Regions from separate parts of the Homo sapiens genome. Here regions 1 and 2 are each linked to region 3. Evidence: chromatin loops called from intact Hi-C (ENCODE). Cell type or tissue: sigmoid colon. All regions are shown on one strand.

Evidence for each region. A loop is a pair of places that touch in the nucleus more often than their neighbours do. Peaks named below come from ENCODE experiments on the same cell type or tissue, not always from the same donor. Only the 100,000 strongest peaks of a DNase experiment are listed, where the experiment ranks them.
Region 1: a loop joins it to region 3, with 4 times the contacts of the local background. A loop is called at or near these places in 3 of 110 quality-filtered maps.
Region 2: it touches region 3 in a loop (8-fold over the local background); 13 of 110 quality-filtered maps call a loop at or near these places.

What each region holds. Positions count from the first base shown.
Region 1 is chr18:50,753,003-50,761,002 of GRCh38, forward strand. No RefSeq gene overlaps it. Among named protein-coding and RNA genes, the nearest start is that of MRO, 63 kb to the right of the region's middle. In sigmoid colon, no CTCF peak of the experiment used is centred here; a DNase peak (open chromatin) is centred at 4,549.
Region 2 is chr18:50,503,469-50,511,468 of GRCh38, forward strand. No RefSeq gene overlaps it. Among named protein-coding and RNA genes, the nearest start is that of MAPK4, 53 kb to the right of the region's middle. In sigmoid colon, a CTCF peak has its summit at 3,830 (motif pointing right); a DNase peak (open chromatin) is centred at 3,873.
Region 3 is chr18:50,654,488-50,662,487 of GRCh38, forward strand. The region is part of intron 1 of MAPK4 (mitogen-activated protein kinase 4); the gene reads left to right. Among named protein-coding and RNA genes, the nearest start is that of MAPK4, 98 kb to the left of the region's middle. In sigmoid colon, no CTCF peak of the experiment used is centred here; DNase peaks (open chromatin) are centred at 254, 804 and 4,794; H3K4me3 peaks cover 827 bases.

The sequences.
Region 1 (8,000 bases), 99 kb after region 3:
TGCTTGAACCTGGGAGCTGGAGGTTGCAATGAGCTGAGATCACACCACTGCACTCCAGCCTGGGAGACAGAGTGAGACTCTGTCTCAAAAAAAAAGAAATGAGGATATCTGGAGGCCAGGAGACAGCTGGCAATTCAGTAAGTGTCAGTCTGAAACTGTTACCGTCACTCTAAACTCAAGTCAGGCCACTCTATTCCTGTGCCATCGTTTTCTGGCCTACAAAACCAGGACAATTAAAAATCACTTCAGTTATTTCCTCAATGAACAAATATGGAGTGAGGGTCTACTGTCCCCCAGGGCCTGGCTGGGGAAACAGAGATAAATATCACAGCCATAGAGCAACTAAAGACAACTGCACCTTCTTTCCTGTTGAGGACTTCAGAGCCTGCACTGTGGGCAGCACTGTGACCTCAACACAGCCTCATGAGGGAGGCAGGTTCCAGAAGAGAACTCTGAGGGCAGGAGTTTCGGTGCTGTCTCTCTACAACTACACAGCTGGTCCATGGCTGGGCTGGGCTGCAACCCCAGGGTTGGAGGCCTTGGCTCAGAGGCTTGGGGGAAACCTATGGCAGGGAGTGGGGAAGGCAGGGAGAGCCTTTTCTGCTGCAGTGCTTCTGCTTTGTCTCTCTTCCCCTTCAAACTCCCTTTTTTCTTTCTCAGCTGATCAGAGCCTAAGGAGGCACCAATTGGCTAGTGGGACTCCAAGTGATGATGAAAACCCTGAACTCATGGATAAAGGGACAAAGGAAACTTGCTCCCTGGAACCAAGGACTTGTGATGGGGAGAGTGGCCCACTATTTCAGGACACTCCTGGTAACTCCTGTAGATGGTCCTCCCCTAACAGACAAAGACAGGCAAAGCCGCAATGGCTGCTTCCACCTCATGAGTGTTAGCACAAATTCATTCATTCATTCATTCATCTGTTTATTGAGCCCTGCTATGTCAGGCACCCTGGGGGTATAGTGACGGAGAAAGCAAATAAGGTTCCTACCTGCAAGAAGCTTATGGTCTAGTGCAGTGCACCCCAACTTTTTTCACCTTGAGGTACACCTAGAAAATGATTAAATGTGTATCAACTATCAGAGTGACTGATGAGATCACTCTGGCTGGTGGGGACCAGCCCAGATCCTCCAGCTGACCCAGGACCCCACAACCCCTCCAGTCCCAAGGGCTGAGAGGATCAATATCATAGTAAGCCATGCACCCTGGCTAAGGACCTCCAGCTACATGGTTATAGGTGGGTTTCTGATTTGTAGCTACCGGGGCAGTCAAGATTAATGGAAAACAAGGGTACTATAACCTGGGAGTGTTAGACCTCAGAAGAATGAAACCATGGTAGTTTCAAACCATGGCTGCAAATTCTTAACATCCCTCCCATGAAGAGATGGTGTCCATATCCCCACCCCTCCCATGAAGAGATGGTGTCCAAGTCCCCTCTGCTAAGTGGGCTTGTGACTGCTTTGACCAATAGAGTACAGCAGAAGTGTGATGCTGTGTGATTTCCAAGGCTGGGTCATAAAAAAACAGGCAGTTTCCACTTTGCTGACTGGAACCTGTGCTTTTGGAGAACTGAGCCTCCACGTAAGAGGTTCCACTGTCCTAAGATACCATCACGGAGAGACTATGCATACATGCTCTGGTTGACAATTCCAGCTAAGCCCACCCTTCAGACCCACACCAGATATGTAGGCGAAGAAGCTGCCTATGACTCCAGCCCTTTTTGTTCAAGTTTTCCCAGACATCATGGAGCAGACAAAGCCATTTCCACAAAACCCTATCTGAACTCCTGACCCACAGAATCCATGGCATAATAACATGGCTATTGTTTTATACCACTGGGCATTGGGACAGTTGTGCAGCAGTAGAAGCACCAGGACAAAATCAAAGCCCCAACTAAGGATGCTGGGCTGACCCCAGTTCACAAGGATGACCCTCCACTGCATGTTACCACAAGAGGTGAGGGTAGTGGGAGAAAAAAGACAGCTCACAGGAAAGCAGCTTCCTCAACCTCAGTCTTCCTGGCAGTGGCAAAGTTAGCATACCCTCAGCAGGTCAATCTTCTAGTGGTCTACAGTCTGCTCCTGCAGCCTTTGCATGGACTTTGTAAGCACCCAACTCCCTGTATTAAATCCTTCTCTGCTGACAAGAACCAGAGTAGCTTCTCATACCTGCAACTGAACCTACCTAATGCAGAGCCCAAATACCCTGCTCACACTCCCAGAGCCAACTTGGTTTCTCTCCATTTCAGAGATTGGCTCTTAGCCTTTTCACTGATTATCTGTGAAATTTACCAGAATCCTTCTAGTAAGTTTCCTTTGCTTTGCCAAAATTGATTTCTGTTGTTTGCAACCAAAGAACTCCAATTGATACAAAATTTAAGCTGCTAATTAAGTGAATATCTTATCTAGTAGTCTCCCCTTATTCACAGTTTCACTTTTGGCGGTTTCAGTTATCCAGGATCAACCATGGTCTGAAAACATTAAATGGGAAACTTCAGAAATAAACAATTCATAAGTTTCAAAAGACTTTCCTTATAGTATATTATAATTGTTCTATTTTATTATTAGTTATGGTTGTTAATCTCTTACAGTGCCTAATTAATATATTAAACCTTATCATCCATATATATGTGTGTAGAAAAAACATAGAATATATAGGGTTCAGTATTATCCAAGGTTTCAGGCTCCCATGAAACATCTTGGAACGTATCTGCCTTGGATAAGGGGGGGACTACTGTATTTAACCCCCTTTTTAAGAACCCACTTTTCAGATGAACAGTGTAGAAAAGAATAATTTTCACATGATTTGAAGATACAACCGTAAATGTTTTTAGTCTTTAGAGATAGCTTTTTTTGTGCATGAAAAATAATCTTCAGAATTTACTTTGGTATTTAAAGCCAATTATTACAGAAACAAATTCAAAGGCTTAGTTTTCCCTATGTTTTTAAGTTCAATTTAGACATAGTATTCAATTTATAAATCTTTCAAATTTCACAATAATTTTAAGAAGATTTGTATAACTTAATTCCTTGGAATATTTTATCTGTATTTATAAACCCAACATAATAAATTCCCTTTTTAAAATAATTCAGTTGTCTAGCTAACCAACTTTTCCAAGTACTAAAGTGATTCTTACAAATCTCCTAAATCAAGTTTATAAATACAATGATGAAGTTCTTTTAAATGTGCCTATGCTATTTATAGACTAAGATTCTCTTGCAGTTTTCAGCTTAGAATTTAAATTGATTGCTCGGGACTGTAATTAGCCAAATTCTCCAAATACTTTTGGACACCTGATACAGTTTGGCTGTGTCCCCACCCAAATCTCATCTTGAATTCCCACATGTTGTGGGAGGGACCCAGTGGGAGGTAATTAAATCATGGGGACAAGTCTTTCTTGTGCTGTTCTCATTATAGTGAATAAGATGCATGAGATCTGATGGTTTTAAAAAGAGGAGTTTCCCTGCACAAGCTCATCCTTTCTTTGCCTGCCACCATCCACATAAGATGTGATTTGCTCCTCCTTGCCTTCTGCCATGACTCTGAGGCTTCCCCAGCCACGTGGAACTGTAAGTCCATTAAACCTCTTTCTGTAAATTACCTAGTCTCAGGTATGTCTTTAACAGCAGCATGAAAATGGACTAATAACACCACTTGGGTCCTACCTCACACCCTCACAGCCTACCTTTTGCTTTAATCACTCCTGTAGTAACCACAGGTGAGGCCAGACAGCACCTCTCAGCTTCAGTCTCTTGCTTTGTACCTGTGTAATTCTCAGACATTCAGACGCTATGGCAAAGGGCTCCTTGGGAACTGCTCTACATTCATAAACACACACACACACACACACACACACACACACACACACACAGAGCGAGCGAGAGAGAGAGAGAGAGAGAGAGAGAGAGAGAGAAGGGAGGGAGAGGGAGAGGGGGAGAGAGAGAGAGAGAGAGAGACTGACCCCAGAAGTGTACGGGATATCCAGTGAGAGAATGAAGCCAGTGGATAAAGGATCTCCTCTACCATTTTTCCGGCAGACAAACCTGAGGCTTATTCCACATGGTTCCTCAGAAGTGCCCAGAAGGATGGAGCATCAGTTGCCCGTAGCAATGACCAAGTCAATTATGCACCCAGTTTTATTGTTTTACTCCTGTTCCCTATATCCCTTATCAGATAAACTACCTGCCCCTGAGCTTCCTCTCAGCTCTGCTTTCCAAGGTGAATGCTGGCTAAGACAAATGCTAATGCACACAAATTATTCCCAGATTTTACACAATAGTCATACTAGGGGTTTGATTTGCTTCATAATCTCTGTTCTCAGTTCTAAATCTCCCCAGGGTTAAAAGATTCACCAGAGCTGCCATAACAAAGTACCACACCTGGGTGGCTTAAAACAAGTGAAACGTATTATCTCAGAGTTCTAGGGGCTGAAAGTCTTAAATCAAGGTGTCAGCAGAGCCACGCTCCCTTGAGACTCTGGGTAGAATGCTTCCTTGCCCCGCCCTGGCTCTGGTGGTGGCCCACAATCCTTAGCGTCCCTTGGCTTGCAGCTGCATCACTCCAGTCTCTGCCTCCATCTTCACATGGCTTTCTCCCTGTGTGCGTCTTCACATCAACTTCCTTCTGTGTATGCTGGCATCCAGATTTCCCATTTTTATAAGGATACACAAGTACTGGATCGGGGCCCACCCGAATGACTTCATCTTAACTTGGTTCTCTGCAAGACTTTATTTCCAAATAAGGCTACATTCTGCAGTACTGGGGATGAGGACATCAGTGTATCTCTTTTCAGGGGGACACATAACGCCACAGTGCCCACTAAGGAAACAATTAAGTAATTCTAAGCAATTAGAGGGATTTCAAGCAAATTTTCAGGTTTTCTGTCAGCTGGGCCATTTTGCAAATTGGCTAGAGATTTTGACAGGATTTGAGATCAGAAACTGTGAAAGGCCAGACACCATGGCTCACACCTACAATCCCAGTATCTTGGGAGGCTGAAGAGGGAGGATAGGATTACTTGAGCCCAAGAGTTGGAGACCAGCCTGGGTAAGATGGTAAGAGCCTGTCTCTACAAAATAAAATAAATAAATAAAACTAGCTGGGCGCAGTAGCATGCCCTTGTAGTCTCAGCTACTCAGGAGGCTGAGGTGGAAGGATTTCTTGAGCACAGGAGATCAAGGAGTGCAGTGAGCTATGATTGTGCCACTGCACTTCAGCCTCGGGAACAAAGCAAGACTCCATCTCTTAAAAAAAAAAAAAGTTGAAAGAAGGAAAAGAAAAGAAAAACTGTAACCGAGCCATCTTCCACAGTTACCACACCAATGGGAATCTAAGTTCATGCCTTCCAATGGAATTGTGGAAACAGAGATTACAAACTATAAAATCATGAATTAGCTTTGGCTAGAAAATGTGGAGGAAAGCAGAGTTTCCAAGGCCCGGTTAGCAACTGCCCAGGAACAACCCTAAAAACATGAGAGACTGTTGATACAGGTGCTTTGAAAAAATAAGTCCTGATGTAGCCATTAAATCTTATTAGGTAGAAAAGGAAAATAAAGTGCATATTTACACAACTGTGAACAAAAAACGTAAGCTAATTCTATCACCAGTCTGTATCTTGTCCTCAGAGTTGAAATCTCGTCTAGTTTGCTAGAAAGTCCAATGATCTGTGCTGTAATATTGAAAGTTTTATTTTTGTAGTTCCAAAGATTTTGGCTTATAATCTTAAGACTAATGTGTTTGTTTTATGTAAATACATTACAGAGGATGTTTATTGTAGAAAACAGCATTTGTTCACTTGAAGTTCTAAGCTACATTTGTCATAGGAAGTTGATTTTTCCCAACAATCTTGGTGACAAATTAATTCACTGTGACATCACTTGTCTGGCTCAAATTAACTCCTATAAAATGAACAAACTAGCTTTCTTAACATTAGGAACATAGATAAAGGAACATTTCTTCTTGCAACATGCATTTATAAGTAAAGTAGTGCTAACAGATGAAGCTTAAGTACATTTGAGAGATGATCCTGAATTAAGATCATTTGATAGATGATGAAGTTGCTTGAATTCAAGTTACATATTACCTCATTCTTAAGTCTAATGATTCTGTATCTAACCCAAAACCAGGATGGCAGACATTTGATGGGATTTGACTATCTATTTACTTGATGCTACTATGAATTCATTTCATGTACTCCCTACAATCTATGAATCCATTTAAATCCATCAAAATGACATTTGCTTGGATTCTGCAGCTCTTCCTGGCTTTGTCTGGCTTAAAAGTCAGAACTTCCAAGGTCTTATGCATGACAGGAGAGAGGTCAGCTTCATAAAGGCATATGGGTTGGACAACCACTTTCACTGTTGCCATAAGAAATTTCCAGGTGAAAAATAAGGAATGAACAGAGAAGGCTGATCCTTCTAATGCATAGTTAAAACCCTTTAAAGAAAATCAGTGGATCTTTGGCAAACATTATACATTCTAGCCTTTTTCATGTTAAGCGGAAAACATAAATTATATCCAAATAAGTGATAATAAATGTATCTGAAAGCTCCATGCTTCCAGAACACTTTGCACCAAAGGCTCCTCTCTGAGGTCTTGGGAAGCAATGAGGCAAAGAAGCTGCATGTTAGATTCCGACTGAGTGGTGCAAATGACTGCTAAATTAGTGTGAATTATCTGGGCTGTTCCATGTGGCCATCCAACCAAAGTACTGCCTGTACTGCAGAACTGCCAGAGAAGGCCTCCTGGCCTCTATTTTATTCTTCAACAACAAAATACAAAGTACCTCTTAGTTTCTGACATGAATCAAAACTAGTCAAAAGATCAAGCACGGGGGCCAGGCACAGTGGCTCATGCCTGTAATCCCAGCACTTTAGGAGGCCACGGTGGGCTGATCACTTGGGCTCAGGAGTTCAAGACCAGCCTGGAAAACATGGTGAGAGCCCATCTCTACAAAAAATACAAAAATCATCCAGGTGTGGTGGCACACAACTGTAGTCCCAACTACTTGGGAGGTTGAGATGGCAGAATCGCTTGAGCCCAGGAGGCAGAGGTTGCAGTGAGCCAAGATGGCACCACTGCGCTCTAGTGTGGGTGACAGGGTGAGACCCTGTCTTAAAAAAAAAAAAAAAATCAAGCAGGGACAAAAAGTGGGCACTTGCAAGACACAGGAAAACCGCAAAGAAATGCTAGGGCTAGACGGAGGAGGGGGGAACTGAGCTATAAACTGGTCAATGAAGATGAATAATCTATCTTGATTTCTTTGAAACAAGGCAGGGTCTGAACGAACAAATGGATACAGATGAAAGCACAGGGAGGTGAAGGGGAGCTGTTGCTTCTCCCTGGGGTCTTTCTGTTCCCCTCAGCTCAGTCATTTGCCTCATCTTTTCCCATCCTGCCTTGCCAGTGCATGCAGCCCACAGCCCCTCCCTGCAAGGGCTATCTGGAGGCAAAGAGGGTGGATTGGGAGTTCTCTGTGGCTTGGGAGTGGGAACCATATTCTTGGGTCTGGCACAGACTATCTACCAATCTAGTTGGTTCTGGAAGCTTCTCAGAGCACCTAGGCTTCATCTCCTGAACCAACCAGAGGTCCTCCAGGACTTTCAAGTCAGGTAGCACTCAACTTACCTCCCAATAGGGGAGTACAGCTCTCAGGCTACCCAAGGTACCCTACTCCCAACCCTTCCCACTTCTGGTGGCAGCTCTGGACCCAACAGAACTGCCCCCTCCCTATCACATCCTAATTCTGCTTCTTCTGGCACATCTAAAATTTCCTTCTGCTCTCTCTTGGATCTGCTACTGATAGCCAGACATGGGCTCAAGGCTGCTATGATCTGAATGTTTTATCCCCTCTAACTCATATGTTGAAATCTAATCCCCAAGGGGATATTAAAAGGATCAGCCTTTGGGAGGTGATTATGTCATGAGAGCTCTGTCCTCATGAGTGGGATTAATGCCCTGAATAAAAGAAGTCCGAGGGAGGGGTATGTGTGTGTGTG
Region 2 (8,000 bases), 150 kb before region 3:
TGAGAATGGGCATCTTGTGTTGTTACAGATCTTAAGGGAAAAGAATTCAGTCTTTCACCATTAAGTATGATGTTAGCTGTGGGTTTTCCATACATGTCCTTTATCAAGTTAATGAAATTCCTTTCTATTCCCAGTTTGTTTGATGTTTTTAATCATGAAATAATGTCAGATTTTGTCAGATGCTTTCTCAGCATTAATTGAGATGATCATGTGATTTTTTCCCTTCATTCTATTAATGCAGTATATTATATTGATTGGTTTTCTTGTGTTGAACCACCTTTGCACTCCTGGGATAAATTGTACTTGGTTATGTGTATAATTTTTGCACACTGCCAGTTTGGTTTCTTAGTATTTTTGTTTACAATCTTTGCATACATATTCATAAGAGACATGGATCTGCAGTCTTTCTGTGATGCATTTGTCTTATTTTGGTATCAGAATAATTTCTGGTCAGTTTCTGGGGAACAGATCATCTCATATTCTAATTTCATGGAATGAATTAGGAAGAGTTCCTTCTTCTATTTTTTTGAATTTGAGTTTGTGAAAAGTTGGTATCAATTATACATTTGGTAGAATGTCTGCATTGATGCCATCTGTTCCTGCTTTTCTCTTTGAGTAATCTGATTTTTTGTTACTAATTCATTCTTTTCCATTATTACAGTTTTGTTCAGAGTGTCTATTTCTTCTTGGGTCAGTTTTATTAGTTTATGTCTTTCTAGGAATTTGTTCATTTCATCCAGGTTATCTAGGTTTTTGCATATAATATCATATATTTTGCATGTATTCCCTTTATAATCTTTTTTTTTTTTGTCAATCTAGCTAAAGGTTTGTTAATTTTATTGATGTTTTCAAAGAACATGCTTTTGGTATTGATTTTTATATATTGTTTTTCTCTTCCTTGTTTCATTAATTTCTATTCTAATCTTTATTATTTTCTATCTTCTCCTTGCTTTAGATCTTTCTTCAGCATCTTCAGGTGGAGGTTAGGTTGATTTGAAATCTTTCTTTTATAATATAGGCATTTATAGCTATACATGTCCCAGTAAATGTCACTTCAGCTGCATCCTGTAAGTTTTGGTATGTTGTGTTTTTATTTCATTCATCTTAAAGGAAATGGTGGGAGAGAGAAACACGATAGGAAAAAAAGTTAACATTTGTTTTTTGTTTTGTTTTGATACAGAGTCTTGCTCCGTCACCCAGGCTGGAGTGCAGTGGCACAATCTCAGCTCACTGCAACCTCCACCTCCTGGGTTCAAGTAATTCTTATGCCTCAGCCTCCCGAGTAGCTGGGATTATAGGCGTGTGCCACCATGCCCAGCTAATTTTTGTATTTAAAAGATATTTAAAACACGATAGGAAATATTTGTGTTTAAAAGACATCTTTCTTCTTTTTAATATAGGCATTTATAGCTATACATTATAATATGTATAGCTATAAATGCCTATATTTTTGGATTTTCCTTTTTATTTCTTCTTTACATAATAGTTACTTATGACTGTTATTGTTCCACATATTTTCAAATTTTCTAAATGACATTTATATTTTAATGAGTAGAATATAATAAAGGTGAGGAGACATCACTTTTGAGAATAGGTTTCAAAAGACTGTGACTTCTCTCTCGTTTGCACATGCTCTGCTTGGCTTTTCCCACTTGCTTATTCTGATAAAGCAAGCTGTCATATAATGCACCACCATATAGAGAGGCTCATGTGTCAGGAACTGAGGGCAGCCTTTGGCCAAGAGGCCAATAAGGGACTGAAGTTCTCAGTCCGATAGCTCACAAGGAGCTGAATCCTATCAACAACCATATAAATGAGCTTGGAAGTGGACCCTTCCATAGTGAGCCTTGGTTGACAGCCTGATTGCAGTGGTATAACACAGTCTGAGCCCAAGGACCCAGTCAAGGCATGCCCAGATTTCCGATTCACAGAACCTGTGAGATAATAAATGTTGTTTTAAAACCACCAAGTGTTGAGGTAATTTGTTACATAGCAGTAGATAAATAATAAGATGTAGTTGCTTCAGAAAGAGGGCCTGGGTCCTTTGAATGGGCCAGATGCTTATTTTTATTTTCTGTCTCCATGATGTAAGAGGCCTAGAAAGGACCCTACCTCATACATTGTCTCTGTGCCCCACCTTCTCTACTGGAAACTGAGTGTGGTAAATCAGGTTGGATCTTTTCTGGGGAACTGACCATCTCAGATTCAGGTGAGGAAGAACCAAAAGGCCTCCTTTAAGTTCAATTCTTCAACTCAGAGTTTGTATTGGGTTGGTGCAAAAGTAACTGTGGTTATTGCAGTTACTTTTAATTGCAGAAGCCGCTATTACTTTTGTACCAACCTAAATATTAGTGTACAGTGGGGCTACCATGTCTAAAGTGTTCATTTGTTTCCCATTTGGTTATTGTCCTTCATAAGTAAGTTTGTTTGTTTATAACCTTAAGGGTGGAAGGTGAGAGGATAGAATGAAGCTCCCAAGCCCTACACCAAACCCTCAATAGAGATAATGAAAGCAGAGCATTCAGTACATAGTAAGTGCTCAACAAATGTGAACTTTTTGACTGGGTGCAGTGGCTCCTGCCTATAATCCCAGTACTTTGGGAGGCCAACGGGGGGAGATCACCTGAGGTCAGGAGTTCAAGATCAGCCTGGGCAGCATGGTGAAACCCCATCTCTACTAAAAATACAAAAATTAGCTGGGCATGGTGGCACACGCCTATAATCCCAGCTACTCGGGAGGCTGCGGCATAAGAATCGCTTGAACCCAGGAGGTGGAGGTTGCAGTGAGCTGAGATTGTGCCACTGCACTCCAGCCTGGGTGACAGAGCAAGACTCTGTATCAAAACAAAACAAAAAACAAATGTTAACTTTTTTTCCTATTGTGTTTCTCTCTCCCACCCAGTGCTCCAAACTCACTCAAGTTATGACATAGAGTCTCAAACTGTCTGCATTACACCCTGGGGTCACTTGTATTTTGTGGTAGCAAAGCTCCTAATTTGTTTGCTATTGATGTATTTATTGCTAGACCTTATTGAAAAAGGAATTCAACAAAATTCAACTCAACAAACACCTTGGTGATGGGCATTATGCTGAGATTGCACAAACAGAGGGGAATAGAACACAGTTTCTGTCCTTAGACCTGAATTCGGAACTAGTGCCTGGAGAGGGGGTTTGTTTTTACAGATCATCTCACGATTTGAAGGCCAGTCACTAAGAATCCACTCATTTTTTCCCCCATATTTCCCCAACTGAAATTACTCAGGAACAATGTCAGAAAGTCTAACACTTCCTCCATTTTGACTTCAGTCCTGGTGATGGGTCTTCTCTGAGGCCATCCATGTGGATATCTCCTAGGATACAACCATATCTGGAACAGAGGCCTGCACTAATGGAAGTCCCTCCATTACCCAATAAGAAAAATTGGGGAAAAACCCTGAACCTCAAGTCACTTCACAGCCACTTGTCACGAAATGTTCACAATAATGGTACAACTCAACAATGACTGCAGATGAATGGCTTCCTGCCTCTGTGTAATATACACTTGCACAATGGTCAGGACGTAGGACTGCTGTGAGAAAATGCTCTTGATCTGTGAAGTTGGAATCCAGGAATTCTGGAGGAAGATGGAGCACAGGTATGAGAGGAGGAAGGAGAGAATGACCCCTTCCCAGGCCTCCTGATCACGTGGGCACATCATGCTAACATTAACATATGAATGTGCGGGCTCACAGTTGCCACCTATTTGACAGCATTGACAGCAGGATGTTCAGTGTCCCCCAATTAATCCTGGTATGTCTCTGGTGAGTTCTGGACCATTGAGGTCCCCAGCCCACAGGCCACTTGAGGGCAGTGTCTCCCCACTGCAGCTGCTGCTGGGCTGCTCTCCAAAAGCAATGATTCTCCCTGCCTAGGCTGCTGTTTCCTGGGCCCCCAAAACTGCAAAGTCCTTCTGAGGCCAGTACTGCTGTCTGTTATTTCATCTTTTCTTGATGCACGCACTGCTAGAACCACACTGTGTTCTAGGTGGAAATCGCCAGCCCAGACCTACCCTGGCCCTGTCTGGCTCTTAGGCCCTTCAGCAACAATACATGTGCCCCAAGCCTCTTGCTTTCCTTTGTGAAAACAACCCCCCAAGGTCCTTTCCTCTAGTCTCTCCCCCTGGAACTTAAACTTACAACTTCTGTCCCACAGACTGGCCATTCCCTGCAAGCACATCAGCTGGTACCAAGAGGTTTGGGAGGCACTGCCCCACCAGTTTGTTAGATTCCGAATACATATCTCTGGGTGTCAGAGATACTTGTAACATCCTATTACAGTAGTTCTGGGAAATGGACTTTTTCTTCAGGGCAAGAAGAAAACTAAATTTTTTTAATAAGTTGGAATAGCACTTTTTGTCCCCCCTGTGGCCACACTGTTACAGGTATAACAGGTAGATATGAGTGAAGAAGACTAAATTCCTTGAGTAGCTTGTGTTGTATGTGACTGTGTGTGTGTGTGATGTTGACCCACGTGTACCTTAGTGCAAGATTAGAAGATCATAATGGAAGCCTCTCCCAGCTTCACTCTTGTCCTTCTGGAAATCCCATCCTGAGGGAAGGATGAGGTGAGTCGTGGCATGATGGCTAAGAACATTAACCAGTTTCCAGAGCAACGAAGGGAGCTTTGGAATCTGCCTTTAAGGAGTTTCTGTGCTATACTCCAGAAGAAAACTTAACGTTCAGTTTTTAGGTACAAACAGCTATGTTTGGACAAATAACTATGTCAGATGCTTGAATGAAAATATATCCTGGGTTTTTTCTTAGTCTTTCAAATGCATCCAAACCTTTCTGTTGTACTTTTCTAGGAGGCAGTTGTTTCTCTTCTCACAATGAATCAAGCCAGTTAAAAACTGCATGTTCTGAAAGATTGGATAAGGAAAATGTGGTATATGTATGCCATGGAATACTATGCAGACATAAAAAAGAATAAGATTGTGTCTTTTGGGGGAACATGGATGGAGCTGGAGGCAAATATCCTTAGCAAACTAACACAGGAACAGAAAACCAAATACTGCATGTTCTCACTTATAAGTGAGAGCTAAATGATGAGAAGTTACGAACACAAAGAAAGGAACAGCAGACACTAGAGTCTACTTGAGGATGAAGGGTGAGAGGAGAGAGAGAAGCAGAAAAGATAACTATTGGGTAGTGAGCTTATTACCTGGGCGATGAAATAATCTGTACAACAAACTCCTGTGACACAAGTTTACCTACGTAACAAACCTTCACATGTACCTCTGGACCTAAAATAAAAGTTTTAAAAAAAATAAAATTTTTAATTGCATATTAAACAAATTAATGTATAAGCCTGCCTGAGGGGTAAGGAGTAGAAGGAAAAAAGAATGAACACAGGTGGTGAGACTATGGCTACAGGCTTTGTTATTAACTGAGTGCTACTGTGCAAATTAGGCTTTCTGTGCCTCAATATCCAAACCATTAATGTAAGGGTTGTTAAGTTAGATTAGATATTCTTGTAGGCAACTTTCAATGCAAGTATTCTCTGACTATAGATATTCTCTCCCTCCCCCTTTTTCCCTCCTCCCCCATTTCTCCTCTGTTGACCTCTTTCTCCTTCCTATTTCCCTTCAAGATCCTGTTTCCTTTTTCTTATGTGTGTTGTTTTTATTCCAAGACTTTTACACAGGCTCTTTTATTTTCATCACCAGGCAATTTGTGCCAGCGAGTGTGATGCAAATATAGTTAGACAGGATTTTGGTTCTGACTGAATAAGAATTGCTCCACTTGAGTTTACAAAAAATACCCCCCAAAAACAAAAAACCACCACCCGGGCCCTCTAAACCAATTCTATTGAAAGTTTCTTGGCTTCTGAATTTAAAGAACAAGTTGTTCCTGTCGGAGATTCATTATAAAATGTTTGGTTCACCTCCTTCACCGTTAGTGACAAACACACAAAATGAATGCTCAGAGGAGTGTGCAAATCCGAACTGTCCTCCAGAGTAAGGACTCTCCCCTCTGCCGCTACATCAGTGAGCCCACGTTTACAATCTAAAAATTATCCTGAAGCCAAGTCTATCTAAGGACATGAATTAAGGATTCTCAGAAACTGAGTGTTTTCACATACACACACGTAGACACACACATGGCTTAGACAGTTCATGTCAAAATAGACTGAAATTAGCAACTTGGACTTTTAAAATAGTCTCTCTTACTTACGGAAACAAGTGGCAGTGATGGGCTGCTGAAATTGGGAAGAATAAGAAAAACCACAAAAATGGAAGCATCTTAAACTTCCTTCTATCAGTCAGTGACAGAATAGGATTCAATTGCTTGAGGTGGCTAACGTACTATGGCCAAATGATGGGAATCAGATGTAGCTTCCCTTTTCTTGCCACTTTTATCAAGGAGATAGAAAATAAAATTGGAGCAAGTGGAATAAACAACGCTTTAGTCCCTGAAGCCCAAGATAGGTGAGGAATTAAGAGCTCCTACTTCCCAGCTGAGTTACTCTCTAGGCAGTTAAGATTGTCAGGCCATAGCAGACACCGAAAAAGTCAGGGACCTATTATCCTAATACAGGGAGTAAGGGTGTTAGTAACAATAATCCAATCTGACATAGAGAGTCAATTCTAGAAAATATAGGTGGGTGAGCTTCATGCTGATCCCAGGATTATTTAATGGATGGTTCACAGGTACTTAGAAAACATTGGCTATAGGAAGCCAATACAAATTATTATTATTTTGAGACAGGGTCTCACACTGTAGCCCATACTGGAGTGCAGTGGTGCAATCACAGCTCACTGCAGCCTCAACTTCCCAGGCTCAAGTGATCCTCCTGCTTCAGTTTTCCTGAGTAGCAGGGACTACAGGCATGCTCCACCACGCCCAGCTAATTTTTAGATTTTTTTTTTTTTTTTTTGTAGAGATGGGGTTTTGCCATGTTGCCAAGGCTGGTCTCAAACTCCTGGCCTCAAGTGATTCTCCCACCCTGGCCTCCCAAAGTGCTGGCATTACAGATGTGAACCACTGTGCCTGGCCTAGGATTCTTTAAGAATAAGTCAAGTCAAGGTAATTCCAGATTTTTCTTACCCCCCTAGGTTTACTTAACAATGAAATAAAGGAAATGTACTTTATTTGGATTTTAGAAAGGCACTTTAAATTTTTTCCATGAATACTACTCAGCCATAAAAAGGAATGAAATAATGGCATTCGCAGGAATCTGGATGGAAGTGGAGGCCATTATTCTAAGTGAAGTAACTGAAGAATGGAAAACCAAGCATCATATATTCTCACTTATAAGTGGGAGCTAAGCTATGAGGACGCAAAGGCATGAGAATGATATAATGGACTCTGGGGACTTGGGGAAAAGGGTGGGAGGCAGGTGAGGGATAAAAGACTACACACTGGGTACAGTGGACACTGCTTGGGTGTGCCAGAATCTCAGAAATCAAATAGCTTACTCATGTAACCAAACGCCACCTGTTCCCCAAAAACTGTTGAAAAATATATTTTTAATATAGATATATATACTTACGTAGTATATACATATAATTCAAAAATTGATTCCATGATGTTCTTGAAGACAAGATGAAAAAATAACAGATCCTAAATAGTGTGGTTAAAGTTACAGGTGTTTATACAACTATTCTTAAATACTCCTGATGAATAGGTCATGTGTTTGCCTAGAAGGGGATCTTTCCAGCATGCTGCAGAGTTCTGCTTTTGGCTCTGTCTGAGCCACCATTTAATATCAGAGATTTGTGTGCAGCTAGAGATATGAGAGAAGCAGCACAGACGGGAGTCACGGATGCAAACAAAAAGCTTAACATTCACCAGGAATAAATGGCAACTACTCTCCTTAGGCATGTGGAAAAACAACATACCAAACAAACAGAAATCAAGTGCAAGATGAAGAACCCCATGGGAATGACTTGGGAGAATGAAGAAAACTTGAGAATTCTACTAGAAATCATAAGGACTTGATTAAAGGGAAAATACTGCTAG
Region 3 (8,000 bases):
ATTTAGCCACTGAAGTCATAATTGCACTGATTTAGATTTTGAAAGAGGCCACCATCTTCTGCTATCTCAGATCTCCTTCCTTTAAAAAGAGAAGTTTCCCCTTGAATCTACAAGGGTCAAAGGTTGCAGGAGTCGTTTAAAATCAGAAGGATTTACACACCTGCTACACATGCCCCCTGGCACACTTGTGGACCAGAAGCTGGACTCAGCCTTCAGCCTGGGCAGGGGCCTTTGTGCAGCTGGTGCTATGCCCGTGGCCACCGGCTCCCAGACTTCCCACGCAGGGACCCAGATGCTCCCCTTCCCCAGCTTTGCTGATGTGGTGCTGGAGTTCCGACGAGGCAGCCGGAATTTCTCTCCGTGCTATTTTAGTATCGCTGAGAGGCATGGGAAGGCTTTGTTCTCCCTGGCTGGTTACGTAATTTTCAAAAGGAAAACAGAGCAAAGCCTGAACGCTCCTGGAGTTTGCTCTTTGGGGAGGAGGGAACTCCCCACCCAGCATCTGATGTTCCTTCTGCAAACTTCTCTTCCCTCCCTCAATTCTTTCCTCTAACCACCCCACCTCAGGGAGGTGAAGATAACAGGGTCCCCTCCTGTTTCTTTCTCAGCAGTGTCCCCACAGGCGTGTTCTTTAGAAAACCGTATTGAGGGAAACACAACCCAGGGTGGGTGGCATCACTGCCTCCCAGGGACCTTAAGATGTTTGCAGTCACCACAGGCTCACACGTCCCAGGGGGAGAAGGCTCACCTGAGGCCCATCATGGGCAGCAGAGCCTGTCAGTGGTTCCTCTGCTTGAGATGTATTTATTTTAGACTAAGCTGGGCTTTTGGCTCGGGTCGGTTGGTGTCCTGCTGGCTGGTGTTTGTGAAGGGTCATCCCAGGTCCTGGGCTGGGAGTGGTGCTGGGCATGAGAGAGGAACAGGCATAGGGACTGTAGCCCAAGGTTGGCATCATGGGCGGCACCATTAGGAGCAGCCATCTGCCCATATATCAGGGTTTCTGCAAAGGAAAATGAGTTCCTGAGCATGCACAGGTCACTCCACACGAACCACTGCAGCCTGCACTCCTCTGGGGTGGAGGGAGCAGCGCTTAATTTCAAAAGCCGGAAAGCCAGGGAGAGTTGTTTCTCCTAATTCCTGGGGGTCCCCCTGCCGCCGCTGAGAGTGAGACCCGGCTGAGTCTCAATGGTAAAGATCAGCAGTTACACAGCAGTTCTTAACTCGGTGAGGAAACACCTCTGGTCATTATGCTTTTGGGGGCCTGTGTGGCCTCCTCCCTTGAACCCCTGCTTTTAGCCCCTACTCACTCTGGAGGGATTTAAAAAACTTTCTTTTCTGGGCCTCAGGGATGCTTTTTAAATTTATCTTTCCATGTGGGTTGTACTGTGTCATAACCAAAATCTTACTGCAAACATGGAGCCATTCCTGTGTCCACTGATATTTATTTATTGAATCCCTCTCTATATGCCAGACACTGCCCTGGACCCTGGGTTACATCAGTGAAAACAGACAGGTAAGGTTCCCCTCCTCCCCAGAATTCTATCTGACTCTGGAATCTAATGAGATCCATGCCAGGTGAGACCCAGGACCCCAGACTCAAGGAGGGCTTTTCAAGGCCTCTTCTCTATTTTAGAAAGTCAAGAACTGCAGATCTCCAAGTCCTTCCTCTCCATTAGTTAGCTATCGCTGTATAACAAATGTCCCAACATTTATTGGCTTAAAAACAACATTTATTACCACGCAGCTCCTGAGAGTCAAGAATCTGGGCATGGTTTAGTTGGTGCCTCTGACTCGAGGTGTCCTGGGATGTCCATCAAGCTGTTGGCGGGGCTGTAGTCCACTCAGGGCTCAACTCAGGGAAGGGTTGCTTCCAAGCTCACTCACACGGTGGCCAGCAGGTCCATTTCTGAGAACTCACAGGGATCCCCCCATAGGGCTGCCTCAAGAAGGAGCAGCAGCTTCCCCAAAAGCGAACAGGAGAGAGTGATTACCTCAGATGGAAGCTACAGGCTCTTTATAACATGATCTCAGAAGTGGCATCCCATTCTTTTTGCCAAATTCTATTCTTTAGAAATGAGTCAGTGAGTCCAGCACCCACTTAAGGGGAGGGGATGACACAAGGCCTGAAAACCAGGATCACTGGGGCATCTGGGAAGCTGCCTTCCACATCCTCCAAGAGCCTCTCTGACTGATGGGACTCACCCTGCTTCCTGCTACGCTTATAGTAGGAATCACACAGTTGGCCCCTGAATGTTCCTGCATTGTTTCCATAATTATTGTTGTAGTTCCACTCCCCCAATATGAATATAAGCTTCTTGAGGTCAGAAGCCATGTGTCCTACCTCTTCTCACTTTCCATTTAGACCAACCGTGTGCTGAGCAAGTTACTGTCAGATCATCTCAGCCTCAAGTAAAAAAAAATGTAAAAGTCCAAAGCAAAAATGTCTTAAACAGCAGTAGGGCTTAACAGTCTCTCTTGGCAAGAAAGCTGGAGGTGGGTAGTTGCAGGCGTGGCTCAGCTCCTCAGCGATGCCAGCAAGGTCCCACACTCCTCTGCCACCTCCCCACGTGGCCTCAAGACAGCTGCTGCAGCACCAACACCACTTCCTCTACAACCGCATCCACAAACAGGAAGTAGGATTTCTTCTTGCTTGGGAAGGAAACCTTTTCCCTTAGGACTCCCCAGCAGGCTTTCCCTTAGGCTTGTTGACCAGAACAGGATCATATGACCACCCCTAAAGCAATCACTGCCAAGAGGGAATTGTATTACCACAGTTGGTTTAGATTCATGGTCCTCAACAGGGATGGGTTTGGGAGATGACATCACCTCCTGGGACTCCGGGAAATGTGAGTCTGACCCAGGGACCAGGGAGCGCTATTGGCATTTAGTGGGTTGGGATCAGAGTTGTTAAACTTCCAGCAATAGTATATGGTACAATCCCATAAAACAGAGAGAACTGCAGAAGCTGAGGCCGGAGTCATTGTGTAATCACCTGAGTGAGCTTGGAAGCCGATCTTCCTCCCTATTTGAGCCTTGAGATGACTGCAGCCCTGGCCAACAGCTTGACCTTGAGTCCGAGGCACCCAGCTCAAATGCCAACACCAACCCTGTTGAAAACTGCTGATTGAGACCAGTGATTTTCAACCAGAGGTGATTTTGTGCCTCCCCGACAGGTGACAGTTGTCAGTGTTTGGAGACACTTTCAGATGTCACAGCTTGGGGGTGTGACTGGCATCTAGGAGGCCGAGGCAAGGGATGCTGCTGAACATTCAGCCGTGCACAGGATAGTCCCACTGCTAAGGATCACTTGGCTCAAGATGTTGACAGTGCTGAGGCTGAGAAACCCTGGTTTAGACCCACTGGGAGTCATTCCTGGGTAGGCTCAGCTGCCTGATGGCCGAACCAGACCTGGTTTGTTCGTGAGGAGGAAGCAGGAACGTTTCCTGGGTAGGTGGCCACAGTCAGTGTCAGCTACAGGCCGTGCTAGTCAGGATGCCTGCAAGTCAGCCAGCTCGTCCCAAGGATGCCCAGTCCCTGTGCCACAGGCTCTAGCATGGCTGAGGTTCACAGTTAAAGGTCAAGAACATGATGGAAGGTGGGGGTGTGGTTGTTTAAAATCAAGGGTTTTTTACTCCACTTTTAATATTATTTCAACATTCTATTTCTTGGTTTCTCTTTCCATAGAATGGGCTTACTGTGGCCTCCATACTGGGTTGAACAAAGGCTGAAAAGGTGGCTGCCTCTTGCTTTAATTTGAGACATACCACAAGGTGTGCCTACCCCACATTTTTCCCTCACTGGGCCTGAAAACTCACACTGAGCCTAGATGGTTTGTGGTAAGAGTCACTCGCTGGGGCTGAGATCATACTATGGCGATTAGAGCGTGAGTGTTGGACTTGGACCAACCTGAGTTGACATCCCAGATTCTTCACCTGCCAGAGGGTGACTCTGGGAAAATCACTTCCCTCTTGGAGCTCCATGGAGGACGATATCAACCTCACAGGGGTGTTGTAAGACCCAACTGAAATAATCAGGTGAAGCCGTTGGCCTCTGGTAAACCCTCAGGACATGCAGTTCCACCATCTTCATCATGTCCTCTTTACCATCTCTCCAGCAGGCTTCTGTTAAGATGCAAGTGGGGTTGCGGAGCAAGGCACATCAGCCATACCACAGAATTGCAGAACTAGAAGGGACTTTAGGCCAGATTAGGTAGCTTTTGGAGAGCTGGGCCCTGAGGGCATCAAATTTGCATATGAGCTGAACCAAGCCTCACCTCCTAGGTAGCTCCCTAGGAGGCCAGGCCTGGGATAGTGTCGCCTTGAGGGGCAACAGGAAGACTGAGTCCAAGAGGAAGGAGACAGTGCAGTGCAGGAGGAGCCAGAAAAGGGCCGGGTCCCAACACACTTCAGGACCTGCTTGTGAATGAGCTAGAGGATGTTCCCACGGAGTCTAGAGCAGAGGTCCACGAACTACAGCCCACAAGCCTAATCTGGCCCAGCACCTATTTTTGTAAATAAAGTTTTACTGAAATGCAGCCATGCTCATTTGTTCAGGTATATTGTCTGTGGCTGCTTTTGTGCTATAAAGGCAGAATTAAGTTGTGTTGAGTGGTTTCAACAGAGGCTGTATGTCCTACAAACATGGAAATATTTGTTATCTGGCTCGTTATAGAAAAAGTTTGCCAATGCCTGGTCTAGAGGACTCCATTCACATAGACCACAGTGACTCATTAGGATCATGAGCCTTGGAGTCAGACTGACTGCGATGTGAATGGTGCCACCTAGAACTGTGCAGTGCATAGCATGCTCAGCTGGAAATAGCGGCTCCTCGGGAGAAGGGCTTCCTGTAAGTTTCAGAGTGTTCAGGAGAGGGGAAGAAAGCAGTGTCTGTGAAATGTCAGCACCTTGCTGGGGAGATAGTTCCTGTGGAAAGTCGAAAGCATGAGGTTCGGGAGGATCTGAGCAGATGGGGAGGTAAGTCTAAATTTAGACTTTCCAAAGCTGATTTGTAAACCAAAGCCCCAGGAATCCCAGAAAGGGACAGTTGGCACACGCCATCTCATCTCTGGTTTGCCTCCGCATGTTAAAAGGCTGGATGAGTGAGAGAATAATTAATTGGCCTCAACTAAGCTGTTACCTGAGAGTCAGTGAGAAAGCAGTTGAGAGCTGAAACTCCATTGTTCAGAGTCCTGAGGGTAGAACTTTCTATTCCTGTGTTTTATTACGATGCCCAGCCATGGAATCGTGGGGACCTTGGCTGCTCTTGTGAGAGTTCCATGCATTCCTCTTGCTGGGTGTCATTCAAGCACGATTGAACGAGTGACCTTTCCATCTCAGACAGTGAATGCCACCTCCCTGGGTTTGAAATCACACCTGTGATTCGGAGCAGCTCTGAACCACCACCTTTGAGCTGAGAATGGTTGGGCTTTGCCCTGAGAAGCTGCACCACACCAAGAGCTGCCATAACCACTCCCCTGCCCAGGTGGACACATCCAGATGCCAGTCTGCTCCTCCCCAGGGCCAGTGGGCCCACACCTCTCAGCATATCATGCAAGAAATGGACCACTAACCTTAGACTTCTTAGGCGGTGGATGCCTTGTAATCAGCCCACCTAGGGAGAAAGGCAAAGGGCTTACAATGCAAATTACAGAGGAATTGGAAAGAATTGCTCTGTAAAGAAACAGGAAAGAAAGAAACAGAAAATGAAGAGGCTTGAGAAGAGAGGCATAATAATAAACTCAAATGGGAACAGAGAAATGGTCAGACAAGAGGCTGCCTGATTAGAGCACTGAAACTCTAAGAGAGGCAGCATCTAAGCAGAATATGTTACTAAGAGGATTGAAGTTCAGAAATATTAGTTGGTCTGAATGGTTAGGGCTTGTTGTGAGATGCGCCCTTTGAACAATTTCCATGGCAAGTATCACAAGGGACAGTGACCACCTAGGAAACGTGGGCATCACCACTGTGTAGACATAATGAACGGTACTCAGCTCCTTCCAGTCAACGGATATTTTCTATGCTCTACTTTGTGCCCTGTAAGCTACTTGTGAAGCTTACAGTCTAGTTGGGAGATGGACATGTACAAAAAGTTAAATAACAGCCCAGGCTAATGTATGGTAAATGCCAAACACAGCGTACACATGAGTGCCACAGGAGTTTAGAAAAGGGAGACATGTCATTGAGAACCAGGATGGATGCTTTAGGAAAGAAGTGAGACTTTGGATTCTGAATGATAGGATTTCAACAAATGGGGGTGGTGGGGAAGCAGGAGAATATTTCAGGAACTGGGAAGATACAAGCAAAAAAGCCAGGCAGCAAAGAGTCTATTTAGCAGCCCACAAGAAAGGTGGAGTGGCTGGAATTGAGGCTTGCCACGTTGACATCGTACCTGGCCCCTAAGCTGACAGCATATTGGGAAGACCACTGAAAAAGAGACACACACACGGGATACAGTCCCTCCCATGCATGAGAGGGAAAGAGTTTTAAAAATAAATAAAGCACCTCTTAATTATTCGCTGATTATCTGCATTGCAGCTGATCTCAAGCAAATCCTGCATTCAGCTTGCTTGTGATGTCATCCCCTCTGCTTAGGTGCTCATTCCTCTCTCTGTTTACAACCCAGCAGAAGCTGGAAAGGAAGAAGGCTTAAGCATGTCTCTTCCTAAAAAAAATAATGATATGCAATTGCCTCTTTTTGCTATGCCCTTGGGAGTCAGACCAGGCTTGTGGGGAGAAAGAGAAGCTTCAGTGTAGTTGCCATTACATGACTTGGGCAGCAGGAGTCAAGGAGGGAGAGAATGGAGAGCTGTGGAGGCTCTTTGATTCCCCTGAGTTAGGTATCCAGGCCAACTTCGCTAGCACAGGCCATAGAATCTGGTTCACTGGGTGCTCCCAGCACTGTCTCTTAGTGGCTGGGCATCCTCAAACAGAGTGAATGGTATTCATTTATCCATTCATCAGATGGATATTGACCCTATGTATGCTGAAAGCACTAAGCTGGTGCTCTCCAAGCCTTGGTATCCTCACCTGTAAAGTTAGAACTGGAATCAGAATCGATGTTTCTCAGTGGAAGTGCTGTTGGCATTCAGGGGTGGAGGGGTGGATGTCAGTGGATGTGCTCTGGGCATTTGGGCATGGAGGTGGGAATGCTCGGTAGAATGGTTAGCAAATCCGGCCCTACCCATTAAATACCAGTAATGACTCCCAGTCAAATAAGGTGAGGAGGGCAGTACCATCTCCAGATAAGGACCACGGGCCTTGTTTTCTTAGATTTCTTCCCAATCTGAAATTCTGTAAGTCTATGGTTGTTTTGTTCCTGGACCCAGTAAAAACATGCAGAACAGAATTACCGAAGATCTGACAAATTATCAGAATCTTGAGTACATCTTATTCAAATGTAAGGGAATGTTTAACTAAACAGCAACAATAGGTAACATCTGTTAAGCAATTACTATGTTCTAGACCCTTGGCAAATTTCCTTCATTAGAAGTCTTTACAGGCGATCTGATTGTTTACTATTTCAGATCATCTGTGTCCCCTAATTTGCCCCCTTAATTTCAGAGCATTGAGTTGACTATCGTTTTTGCTTCATTTATCTTTGCAGAGTTGTGCGAAGTTCAGATAGCAAAGTGTCTCTATAGGAGGCCCTGCGATATGAGAATAAAGCAGCAGTCTGCCAAGTTCATGCCTTTGTGTTGGATACAGTCTTCTTTCTTTGTGTGTCTGTGGTCTTTATGAACTTAGAAAACCTGCCAGTCTCTTAGACGCTATGATATTACCTTACTTCAGAGATCTGAATTTACATGTCTAGTTTTGCAGGGTTTTTCCTCCCCACTTAGTTCCTATACCTGTAATTTGAGTCAACAGCCACCAGAGGGCAGGGACAGTGAAGTTTAGATTTGACCCATTGCTTTGAAGAGCGAGGTCACATTGTCAAAAAGAATACAGCTCACCATGCCAGTTTTGATATAGCACTGGGAACTCTGCACCCTGGTTTCTGGG